2 separate regions of the Homo sapiens genome follow, and region 2 is linked to region 1. The links are chromatin contacts, found by Hi-C or POLR2A ChIA-PET in ENCODE. All regions are on one chromosome and are shown on one strand. The core of a region is the stretch at or near the end of the contact, and the rest is flanking DNA. Distances in the headings are between cores, read along the strand shown. Region 1 has its middle 160 kb from the start of CDH5. Region 2 overlaps LOC105371317 (a long non-coding RNA gene).

Evidence for each region. Hi-C counts contacts between places; a loop is a spot of excess contacts on that map. ChIA-PET counts read pairs that join two places held with the same protein, here RNA polymerase II (POLR2A). Pooled maps may share reads with other maps.
Region 2: a map of gastrocnemius medialis shows a loop between it and region 1 (2.3-fold over the local background). The contact joins two enhancer-like sites. A Hi-C loop is called at or near these places in 2 of 168 maps with a recorded cell type or tissue (cardiac septum and gastrocnemius medialis) and 2 of 50 pooled maps. POLR2A ChIA-PET finds 5 or more read pairs at or near these places in 2 of 52 experiments (B cell and HEK293).

What each region holds. Positions count from the first base shown.
Region 1 is chr16:66,204,075-66,210,194 of GRCh38, forward strand. No RefSeq gene overlaps it. Among named protein-coding and RNA genes, the nearest start is that of CDH5, 160 kb to the right of the region's middle. Within about 2 kb of position 3,342, at least 4 of the 41 ENCODE cell types and tissues checked have a DNase peak (open chromatin) inside an H3K27ac peak, as active enhancers do; they include gastrocnemius medialis, where a contact is called at or near this core.
Region 2 is chr16:66,246,012-66,252,865 of GRCh38, forward strand. It overlaps LOC105371317 (a long non-coding RNA gene), which reads right to left. Exons shown (of 4, transcript XR_007065087.1): 2 at 1-602. Among named protein-coding and RNA genes, the nearest start is that of CDH5, 120 kb to the right of the region's middle. Within about 2 kb of position 4,745, at least 12 of the 41 ENCODE cell types and tissues checked have a DNase peak (open chromatin) inside an H3K27ac peak, as active enhancers do; they include gastrocnemius medialis, where a contact is called at or near this core.

The DNA.
Region 1 (6,120 bases), core at 2,092-4,591:
AGGAAGAAGAATTGTCTTGGGCCATACATCAAATACACTAACACTAATGATAGCTGATGAGCTAAAAAAGAAATAATCACAAACCTCACGATGTTTTAAGAAAGTTTATGAATTTTGTTGGGCCACACTCAAAGCTGTCTTAGGCCACATATGGCCTGCGGATAAGACAAGCTTGATCTAATGTATTTATCTATCTATGTAATTCATGCTGACTATGAACAGCCCAGTACCCACAGGTGTTGAACATTAAAAGGTAACACAAACCTGTAGGTAAATTCCAGCCCCAACTGAAGCAGGGTAGAGATGCTTTAATAATTTACCTATTATTCATCCACCTCTTCCTGCCTCTTTCCACCCATTTATCCACTTGTGCATCAGTGATTAATAATTCCAACTATGTGCCAGAGCCTTTGGATTAGCTCGGTCCCCTTTCCCAAGAATCTCATGATCTGCAGGGAGAGACAGATACGTGAACACTACAAGGTGACACAGTAGGGACACGGAGTGTCACAGAGGGCTTCTGAGAGGACGATTCGGGGGAGCAGGACCCTAAAAGATAAGTAGAAGTTGACGAGGAGGAGGTGGTCATGAAAGGACATTCCAGGTGGAGGGAACCGCAGATGAAAAGTCAGAGAGTCTGGGAAGATCAGGGCCAAATCCAGAGTTCACCCTGGGAGGAATTCTCTTTTATTGCTGGTTTGAGACAATAACTAAACTAATGTTTCCCACATTTTCCAGTCATAGGTCCTGTTTGGGGTTGACTTAACGTTAGAACTGTAACGGTAAAAGAAAGAAAAAGCAGATGGAACAACATCCCAGGAGTGGTAATAAGTAAGTCAAGTTCTGGGAATATTGAGTTAGTGAGCCAAGCTGATGTGCTTAATTCAAGCAGTCCTCCTACTAAGCAAAGAAGATGGAAAACTATGCCAAGCCAGTGGCTCGGCATGGGAGAGGCCATAGTGGCAACCTTCCAAAAATAAAGTATTACATTGCTGACATATTAGCATTTATTTTCTGGGTCCCACTTAGTAGGAAGGGGCACTGTCCCCCAAATCCAGACCACAGAAATATTTCCCACATTCACCCCATCATATAGAGCTTCCTCAAAGTTAAGAAATTCTATTTTTTAAAAATGATAAAACCCCAGCAAATATTATGAGCTACCATTTATTCTTATCTTTGAATATGTTTTTTAAATCAGATTGCTTTCCTAGCTCAGGCACCCCTTTTAGATTAACCATAACGAAAGACTGTGAGTTCGGATGGGACAAGGGAGATAGGAATTATGAGAAAGAGATCCCTAGCAGGGTCCAGTGTAGAGGTGTAAACCAAAGAGCGACCGCAGCAGGTCTCAATCGATTCACAGTTTATTTATCCAAGGACACACCCTGGAAAAACAAACACAAATCGCAGGAGCATCTGTGATCTCTTTTCTAAAGGGGGTTTTGGGAACTTCAGTCTTTAAAGGGGGAAGACAGGCAGGAGGGGGAACAAAGGGAGGGAGGATAGGCAGTGAGGCAGATGGTTACATTTTTGTGAGGCTCTGCTAAGCCCACCCCCGTCCCGTCCCACCCCACCCATAAATCTACATTTTACATGTGAAAAGGAGTAGAGGAAAAGAAAAAGTCAATTTCTCATTGTCTCTTGCTTAGTAAATCTACATTTTATATAAGATAAACACATAAAAAGAGGGAGTAGAGGAAATGAGTCTGATATGGGATTGTGAAATTATAACTATGGGTTTAAGAACAAAAGGAAGACAATATTGGTGACTCAGTCCCCAAGCTTAACTTCCCCTTTAATATAGTAAATTTGGGTCCCAAGTTGTTTTTTGTGGGTTTTTTTGTTTTTGTTTTTTCTGTTTTTTTTTTTTTCACAGAGATTAGGAAAAGCTTAGAGTCAGCAAATGCCAACCAGTCTCTTGGTCAAGGCAAGAGGAAAATGGGAGTGTGCTAAGGGCAAGCTTTGCCCACTCTCCACCCCCTAGAGTTTCAGTTCTGGGAGTTAAAGTCTGTGTCACAACTTAGGATCTTCAAGCTATGAAATGCCTGGATCTGAAGGAAACAGCTGCTGGATAGGATCATCACCATCATCAACACTGATCATAGATTTTTAGCACTTCTTGTAGTTGAACAGTGCTAATTACTTCACATGAATATTCTCAATCTCCACAACAACCCAGGAGGGAGGTGTTATAGTCCTCATTTTACAGATATGAACTCTGAGACTTGGGGAAGTTGCATGCCCTGGACTGCACAGCTTTGAGGAGCAGAGCTGAGATCTAGTCTGGGTCTGCTTTACTCGTGTAACTGAAGTGCAGGTTCAGTCACTTGCCACTTGCAGGTCCAATTAACAAGAGCAAGGTCTGGTATAAAGAAGGTAATTTTTAAATTCCGAAGCCAACTTAAGGGAAGTAGTATAGGTTACACTACAAAGCATCTGCTTTTACTCACCTCTGGGCTATTTCCTTTTTGCAGGACTCAGACAGAGTGGGCACACATGCAGACTGGAGTAATCAGCATACAGTAAATATGTGAATGATTGGCAAGGGCACTGGGAGGATAATCGCCTCACCCCATCTGTATCAAAAACATGATGCTTTATATTATTGGAGAGGTTGTACTCATTGCCCAGGGCTGCTGTAACAAAGTGACTTCAGACAACAGAAATGTACGGTCTCACCATTCTGGAGGCTGGAAGTCCAAAATCAAGGTGTTGGCAGGGCCATGCTTTTCCTAACAACTCTAAGAAGAATCTAGCATTTGCCAGCAATACTTGGTAGTCCCTGGCTTGTAGATGCATCACTCACATGACCTCTGCACACGTCTGTCTCTGTGTTCAAATTACTCCTTTTATAAGAACACCAGTCATATTGGATTAGGGCCCACCCCAATGACCTCATTTTAACTTGATTACTCTGTAAAGATCCTAACTCCAAATAAGGTCACTATCTGAAGTATGAGGGTTAGAACTTCAGCATATCTTTTTAGGGGGACATAATTCAACCCATCACACACCTCAACTGCTAATGTTCCAAGTTCAACCTTGATTCACACACTGCCTGCCTTTGGCTCCCACCTAACCCTGCTCTGAGAATAATGCTGTCCCAATGCCTCCGCAATGCTGGAGATCGTCTGGATCTGCGGTTGGAACAGCCCGTTCCCAGCCCTGAACCTCACCCGATCCAAGCTCATCCCTATTGTGCTGCCCATGGGTTTCAATGAGGTGGGAAGAGACCTCTCTACAGGCAACTCGCCAATGTCACTTTTGTTCCCACTTGCTAACAGCATCTGGCAGCTCAGCACTAAAATCCTGGTGCCTCTGTCATAATCAGTTTTTTGTCTGCTGCTTCCGGTTGGGCAATTTACATGCAGCTGTGGACAGTCAGCCATTTCCCCAAAAGCTATTGTGTGCCTAAGAAGAAAAACTTGAGTCTTTTTAATTAACCACCGTCTCTCAACATGGAAGCCAAAAGCAAGCATATTCACTTTACCTCACTTCACCCACAGATGTTCCCCTGAGGTAAGGGGGCTGGGGGAACCATATGATATGGTAGCATTTGTATTATGTTTCTAAGCACTTTTCCATCCATAAAGTCTTGGAAATAAACAGCACGGACAGGAATCCCCACTGGGCTGATGGGGAAACTGAGGCCAACCCCTGCGATTAAATAATTGGCAAGTGGTCTCTTGGGCCAGGCATCATTCTATTTTGTCTTGACTCTCCCATTCATAAGGTCAAGAAAAACCTTATTATTTAAACAAATGCTGAGCAAGGATAACATCTAACATCCAGAACGGCCCCTGTTCTTCCAACTACATTGAGTTTTGATTTGGAGGAAAGCACTAAGTTTCTTTGTGCCCCCGTGCCTTTGTACTGGCTGTTCCTGCTACCTGGAAGTTACCTCCCTTCGGTATTCTTCCTTCAAGTTTCGGCTCATGAGTCAGAGCCCCCAGGGAGCATTTCTTAATGCTTCCGGCTGGGTCACCTCTCCCATCACATACTCTCACAGAACCTTGCACTTCTCCAAACATGTAGCACAATTGAAATTAGTTGATTTGTTGTGTGATTATATGTTTAACAACATCTTTCCTGGGAGACCAAGAGCAGGAACCAAGATGTCTTATTCATTCCTATTTCCCAATGTCCTCATCTTCCTACAACTAAGCTTCACACGTGACTCAATGAATATCTGTCAGATGAATGAATGAATGAATGAATGAACATCATCTCCTCCGTCACCCCCTTCCCCCAACAGAACTACCTCTTCCTCTGCACTATGCCCCTATCCCCTAGCACTTTGTTGATAACCAGAATATAACTAAGGTGACAACACCTTCAAACAAAAAGTTGTGACAGTCACATGATACATAATCCATGTACTGAAATAAATGCTTGGAAGTGGGATCAGCATAAAGTTCATGACACAGAAGTGTTGTAATTGGTCGCATGTTAATTTGGGTTGTAATTATTTTTTATTTGTCTCCTCTTCCAGATCCTCGAGGATGGTGACCCTGTCTTACTCCTTCAGGACATAGCACAAATGTTTGTGAAATGAATGAACTAATGAATGAATAAACACATCCAGTAGTTGAAGTAGAAAATACTTTGCAATGCTAGCAAACATTGCCCAATAAATTGCCTTGGTAAAATAGAGGTGCTTCTGTTTTAATATCAGAATTTTCTTTAATAAGAGAGCACCTGAAAACCTGTTAGAATGAAGAATTTTCTACTCCATTTTCCCTGAAGGCTTTCTCATAGCCTTACAAATTTGGGACTCTCATGTGCTATATTTCCATGCTGATCAATCTCAAAGCATAATGAGCATACGAAACCCAGAACTCACACTGTTAAGTAGAAATATGCACTCTCTGAGGACTTAAACATTATTCCTGGCCAAAATTGCTCCACATATTTAGGAATAGACACAGTAGCCAAAAGTAGAGCTAACGTTGGGTCATGGAAAGAAAAGAAACTTTGAAGTCAGATTGACCTGGATCTTCCAGGAGCCAATGCTTCTCTGACTTTATTAAGCACAGAATCACAGGGGGGCTGGAAGGGTGGGGCGTCTTGTTAGTGTGCAGATTCTGACTGCCTAGGACTAAAGTGGGGCCTGGTATTCTGCATTTTCAACAAGCTCCCATGTGATGCTAACACTGCTGGCCATGGACCATGGGCCACACTTTAGAGCACATAGCTTAATTTACCCAAACATAAGATGGGGCTGGCAACCCATCTCTTTGAGAGGCTATACTGAGAGGCTGTAGGGACACTGAATTGTGATCAAATGTGAACCTCGGCCTGATTGCCTCTCCCTCTCCTTTGGTGGGGTAAGAGTTCAGGTTAACAAATTCTGGAAAGAACCTTTGAGGTAGTTTATATCCTCACCTCTTTTCCAGAATGGTAGATTTAACAGAAAGGTCTTCTGGTGCAGGTAACTAGTCTTCCTCTTGGAAACCTCCAAGTTCCAGGAGCAGCAAGGAGTCTCTTTTGGGTAAGTGACATAATTCTGTTCCATTCCCACTGGTCACTGCTGCTCTGTTAACCATTACATGCTCAATAGATGTTGCCTACACTAAAATATGACAAACAAGTGAACAGACACATAAGCCAAAAAATGCAAAAACAGGCAATCAAGCTTAATTCAAGTCTTATTATTTCATATGTGTAGCATTCTCAAGCTTGGGTCTTTGCATTGTGTTTTATAGTGTGCAGACAATCACGGCTGGCATTTCTAAAGGGAGAAAGCAGAGGAAAAGAAAAACCACGACTTGACCGTGAATGAGGTTTTGGGATAACAACAGACTTCTTGGCTGGTCATTCACAACCATCCATTATATGACCTCCACCTGATTCTCTGGCCTTCCCTCTCACCACAGCCTTGTCCCACCATGCTCAGTCCATGCCATGCTGCTTCCTGGTCCTGAACAATCTGTCTCCCTGTCCTACCCCAGGGCATTTGCACACACTATTCCTACCACTTTGAATCCTCTTCTCCACTTATCTGGGATATAAACACTGGCCCATCTTTCAAGACCTCATAGGTAAAGTCCTTCCTGACCCCTCCCCTGAAATGACCCCTCCCTGCTCTGGCCTGCCCCACCATACCCCCTCAGATTG
Region 2 (6,854 bases), core at 3,495-5,994, 43 kb after region 1:
TTAACAGAACATTTCCTCGACTTCTAAGGCATAATGTTAATATGCGCCAAAGATGGGGAATTCCCTGGGCTCAGCGCACATATCATTAAACTGATTTTTTCCTAATTTCCTAGTAATACTGGCTGGGTTATGCTAACAGGAGAGTTAACAGCTCATTTTGCTATAGGGAAGATAATAACAGGAAATGATCTTTAATAATGAATTAAACAGACTCCTTGGTTCCTGATTCTTTTTATTAGGTAAGGTCAATGGCATCTTAAATGAGCAAATCTCTCCTAGGCCAGCAACAAGATACGGGGAAAATTGGCAAGCCGAATCACAGGATAAGGCATGAGTGCTGAAGATCAGAATGCAGATGGCAAAGGGTCTGACACAGTGCAAAGTTCATGAGCTTTGGACTCACACCTGGACACCAACCCACCCTCACTGTGAGACCTTGAGCAAGACCTCACCTCTTCAAAGCTGCCTCCTGAGCTGTTCACAGGATAATAATTCCTACCTTGTGGAGCCTTGGAATCCATCACATTTGCCCCTTCAGTTTGTAGAGAATGCAGTTTATAAAACATCTGCCCATGCATATGTCAATCAGCTCTCAGAATAACCTTAAAACAGAACATCCAGACAAGATTAACCCCATTTTAGGACAAGGAAGGTCAAACATTGCCTAGGCCTGGCACTTGGCAGGAGGAACGACTAGGACCCTAAGGCCAGTCTTCTCACTCCAGTTTATTTCATCTATATTGTCCTTGTGGCCGGGCACAGTGTCTCATGCCTATAATCCCAGCACTTTGAGAGGCCGAGGTGGCTGGATCACCTGAGGTCAGGAGTTCCAGACCAGCCTGGCCAATTTGGTGAAACCCCATCTCTGCTAAAAATAAAAAATTACCCAGGTGTGGTGGTGGGTGCCTGTAATCCCAGCTACTCAGGAGGCTGAGGCAGGAGAATTGTTTGAACTTGGGAGACAGAGGTTGCAGTGAGCCAAGATCGCACCACTCCACTCCAGCCCGGGCAAGAAGAGCAAAACTCCATCTTAAAAAATAATAATAATAAATAAATATATAGAGAGCCCTTGTTCTGTAAACTAGTTGTCTCTTTTTTAATCACACAGATTTTTTTTTTTTTTTCTGAGACTGGGTCTCACCCTGTCACCCAGGCTGGAGTGCAGTGGCCTGATCTCGGCTCACTGCAACCTTCACCTTCCAGGTTCAAGTGGTTCTCCTGCCTCAGCCTCCTGAATAGCTGGGATTACAGGTGTGTGCCACCACACTCAACTAATTTTTGTATTTTTAGTAGAGACCAGGCTGGTCTCAAACTCCTGACATCAAATGATCTACCCACCTCTGCCTCCCAAAGTGCTGAGATTACAGGCGTGAACCACCATATCCGGCCTTAAATAACACAGATTTTTTAATAAAAAGTTTTTTCAGGAGACATCACTAACGTATGTATTTCTTTGTCAAATACGTGTTCTCTATTCCTAGCATAGATTTACATACATTAAATATATACAAAAATAGAAGAAGTCAATATAAACTAAATATCAACTGAAGTTCTAATGTTTTCTTGCAGGAAGAGGGAAATATGGATAAGTTGGAAGGATGGGGAGAGCCAGTTGTTGGCCATGGAAATCATGATTGCCTCATGGCTGGGAGCAGCTAGAACTGCTTTCTTTCACCAAAGAGGAAACAGAGGCGTGGAGGGGTTAGAGGTTGTCTCAAGATCATGCAGAACTCACCTCTCCCTGCCCAGTTCCCTTGCACTGTATGAAGTGGAATTGGTGTTGATGTCACAGCCTTAGGGAGCCACAGTGGGAGTTTGAGTGACGGCAGGGTGAGACACAACCTGCTTCTGAATGTTTAGCCCAGTAACTTACACAGGCATGGAGTTTCATCCCAGCCAAAGTGCTGGCTCACGTCGTCCTAGCTAAAGCCCATGTGTGGAGGTTCCGGTTCCCAGAAGTTTCCAAAGCGGAGGATGTAATTACAATGTTTTAAAGCAAACAAACACACACCCAAGTGGGAGGACTGCATATTTATTTGACTAATTAGAGGGAATTCACTGAGAGGATGTACAATAACATCAGCCTCTCTTTTTTTTTTCTTTTTGGTAATACTAATTGACATTTTCTTTTGACATTTTATTAGTAGCTCATCTTTATTTTTATTGTGCTCTCAATAAAGTACCAAGGCAAAGCATCGTACTCTCTGGCAATAAATGAGTGTGAATCATGCATCACGTAAATAGCAGTGTCTCGGGAAGCCGGAGGGGCAGAGCGCCAGTTATCAGCCTGATGCCGGGAGGGGAGGGGAAACCCACCCACGGGCATTTATCAGGCACAGACTGAGGCTTTCCAATTTGTTGCCTGGCTGCTGAGAGCACTGGCTGTGCTCAACCCAGTTCCCAAAGAGGCTGCTCTCAGCACTCCTGGGCCTAAGCTGATATTGCATCCTGATGACCAAGAAAAACACACATGTCAGTAGACATCCCAGCCCCTTCTGCCGCCTCCACGCGTCTGCTGTTCATCCCAAGAAAGAGGCAAGAAACTGTTGTCTCAGTCAGGACATTTAATACATGTTTTCTGAGAATCCAAACCTGTCCGGGCTCAGCACAACGTCGCTAAAAGAGCAACTTAGAGTCCCACAGATCTGGATTCAACTTCAGCTCTCTTAGCCTCCATTTTCCATTTGTAAAATGGAAATTAAATACCTACCTCATGGAGTTGTACTGATAATTTAATTAGAAAATTACACAAAGCTGCCGGGCGTGGTGGCTAACACCTGTAATCCCAGCATTTTGGGAGGCCAAGGTGGGCAGATCACTTGAGGTCAGGTATTCAAGACCAGCCTGGCAACATAGTTGAAAACTCATTTCTGCGAAAAAAAAAAAAAAAAAGAAAAGAAAAAAGAAAAATTTGCCCGACATGGTGGCACACACCTGTAATCCCAGCTACTAGGGAGGCTGACATAGGAGAATCTCTTGAACCCAGGATTGCAGTGAGCCAAGATCACGCCACTACACTCCAGCCTGAGCAACAGAGAGAGACTCCATCTCAAAAAAAGGAAAATTACTTAAAGCACCTAACGCAATGTCTTATGCAGGCATGTGTCGCAGTAAGATTTATTGTGGAAAACACAATTAGTCAAGGGACTTAAAACTAGGACATAGTAGTAAAGGAGTGTGAAGAGTTTCACCCCAAAATACTGCTCCCTGGGATAATGCGTGTTTTGTACTGAAGGTCCTTAGAAGGCCTTCAGATGCTAGAACAGACTTTTGCTAAAAGAGACAGATGCTAGAAGAGACTTTTCCTGATCTGCATAAAGACAGGATGGACCCACGAAGGACAGCAATTGTTTTTCCTCCCCAACCTTCCTGTCTCTAAATTCTCTACCTCTCCCACAGCACAGGCTGAAGCTCCCTTATTTGCCCAAAGAAGAAAACAATTACCTCTGATCCCTTCCCTGAAATTTCACTAACTGAACCCATATCACAGGAAGGAAAACCAAAGACTGTCTACACACCTACTAGACAGACTTTGGTCACAAACCATTGTTTGCTCTGCGGACCCAACCGATTTTGTCGCAGGCTATTGTATGTTCTTCAAGCCCACTGAATTCTCAGAAAAATCACTTACTATCCCCCTAAAATCACCCACACTTCCCCATCTCCCTTTCCCCTAAGAAAGCAGGGTATATAAGCATCTGTATCCCACTGATCAATCACTGGGATTCTCACTGTGTGCACAGTAGTCATAAATTTGTTTGCCTTTTCTCTTAGTAATCTGCCTTTTTGTGAGTTGATTTTTCAGCAAATCTTCTGAGGGCAAAGCCGGAAAGCCTTCCCTTTGCACCCACAGTAGATACATAATAAATGCCCCTAATAGACACCATAATAAAAACTCTTTTTCTTCCTTAAAGGTACCCACCTTTCTTGGTGGTGGAGAGAGAGGAAGTCCGAAACACAAATCACTGCAGTATATGACTGACTCCAACAGGTTAGGCAAGTCGGGAGCCACAGAAGGTCTTTGAGCAGCAGAGAGGGATGGCAAGAGCTGCACCACAGGCAGAGAAGCAATACCACCTGTAGCACTGAGCACTTGAAATGTGGCTAGTCCACACTGAAACATGCTGTAGGTATAAAATGCACACTGGATGTCCAAGATTGAGTGCCATAAAAAGAATATAAAATACTCATTAATAGCTTTACAGGCCAGGCACAGTGGTTCATGCCTGTAATCCCAGCACTTTGGAAGGCCAAGGCAGGAGGATTACTTGAGGCCAGGAGTTTGAGACCAGCCTGGGCAACACAGTGAGACTCTGTCTCCACAAAAAATAAAAAAAATTAAAAATTAGCCAGGTATGGTGGCTTGAGCCTGTAGTCCCAGCTATTCAGGAGGCTGAGGTGGGAGGATCGCTTGAGCCCGGGAGTTGGAGGCTGCAGTGAGCTGAGATCACGCCACTGCCCTCCAGCCTGGGTGACAGAGCAAGATCCCATCTCAAAAAAAAAAAAAATAGTTTTTATACTGATTACATGTTGAAATGATACTATTTTGAATATATTACATGAAATGAAATATATTTTTAAATGAATTCTACCAGTTTCCTTCTCTTTTTTAATGTGGCTGCTAAAAAATTCAAAATTATATACATGGCTCACATTATGTTTCCATTGGACAGCACTGGCCCTGGAATGTTTGCCGGATGTATCAGAGCACGGCTGGGGGCAGCAACAACATCTGGGCCATTTCATTCCAGCCAGACTGCTGATGTCCCCTTAGCCCCACCCTGCCTCTCCCACTGCACTGCTAGTTCACTGAGTAATTAACATGCCTTGAAGCAAAAAGCCCCGGCTCCTGAATGTGCTTGACAATGCTCAGAGAGTTTTACAAAGTTGTGTCAACAGGAAACATCCAGACAGTGTTCTCAAACACCCCATGTTATCCAGAGGAGGGATCCAGCGCCAAAGTGCCTGGCTCTTAGCCCCGTGATCTCGTGGCCACAGCTCCGTCCCAGCAGCAGCTATTTCACAAGGTAAATTAAAAAGCAACCAGCATTTTCCTCTCCAACTGGCACCAAATGGATTGTTTTTCTGTAACTATTTCCCTGGTGGAGAGCTCCCTAAAGCCTGCAGGATCTATCCCAACGGACTGCATGCCTGATGCTTCCAGGGATGGAGAATGCACAAAGCAGATATTGTTCCCCTGCACTTGGCTTTGGTCTGCATGCCCCAGGCTCAGACTTGAAATTCAAACCAACAATGCCGCTGACCTTCTGGGTGGGGACCTTGAAACTATGCCTCTCCTTTTCTCTGTCAGCAAAATGGCAATGCTGGGTTGCACGGTCTGGAATATTCTGGGAGAAGGCATGCTACCAGGGCAGTTAAGTGGATGTGTTCTGCAGTCAGAAGGGCCAGGGTTCAAGTCCCGGTTCTGCCACCAACAGGCCAGGCGGCCTGGGGCAAATTACTTTGCCTGTGTGAGCCTGTTTTTTCATTTGTAAAATGGGAATGCAGAGAGGGATGATCTCATGGATTGCTGGGTGGTAGGATTAGATAATGGGGGAAAGATATGTAGTGAGATATTTGGCACCTAGGAAGCACCAAATAAAGTCATCCAATAAATAAAGACTTCACAGTTTGTTTTGGAAGCATTTGTCCAAGCCTCAGAAGGCCTTGGTCCATGCTGGGGTCTCATATCTCTTCCAGCTGCTGCTAAGCAACTCGGGATGCTCAGATTCTGATGCTGCTTCCAGATCCAGAGGATCTGCACCCAGCAAAGGCAGGGACAGGGAGGGGCGAGGGAGAGGGCTCTCTCTGGGGATGCTTTCAAACTAGAAGGAAGCAAAGCTGCGACTGGCGGGTTGGGAGGGGGTCACAAATCTAGACAGGAACAATGCTGTCATTTCGTTTTAGAAATTCCTTAATCTTACTATTTTTTATTTACATTTCAGTAGTCACATTTTGAACATTCAATGTCTTCGGGCAGAAACAAAAATTTCTCAGAACTGTCAGTGACTGGGTGGCCCTATGGCCTCTTAGCTAAATTTGTGTTTGTTTTTTGGTGGTGGTGGTGGTTTTTTTGTGTGTGTTTGTTTTTTAACAGAGTTTCACTCTGTTGCCCAGGCTGGAGAGCAGTGGCACAATCTTGGCTCACTGCAAACTCCACCTCCCGGGTTCAAGTGGTTCTCTTGCCTCAGCCTCTCGAGTAGCTGGACTATTAGCACCCATCACCACATCTGGCTAATTTTTGTATTTTTAGCAGAGATAGGGTTTCACCATGCTGGCCAAGCTGGTCTCGAACTCCTGACCTCAAGTGATCAGCCCCTCTCGGCCTCCCAAAGCGCTGGGATTACAGGCATGAGCCACTGTACCTGGCCAAATTTGTGATGTTAAATAAATGCTCTCTCTCTCTACTGAAGTCAAGAGAAAAGCAAGATATTTGAGGCTTGCTTCATCTTTCTCTAGGATTTTCTTTTTTTCCTTATACCTATATTCTTATATTACATCTGAATCAGTTTTATCATGAACATCATACATAACTTCAGAATTTTTCCTCCTATTTTGAGGTAGCAAAGGTGACATTCCATTTCTAATTCATTCTCTCAGTATATAAAAAAAAACTCTAATATTTTCTTGAAATCCTCATGACCTAGATAGAATTCCTAGATAGAATTATACAACTAAAAATTAAAAGCAGTTATTAAAGTTTATTTTGTTGAATATTATGAATGCAGGTTCTACAAATATTGTAATTGTGATATAATCTAATTTCTATTATTCTGTTCTGTATTATTATTTAAATTTTATAAGCATTGCTTGGCTCAGAAAGGAAATAATATTCTTCCTAAAGCTATCTAGCT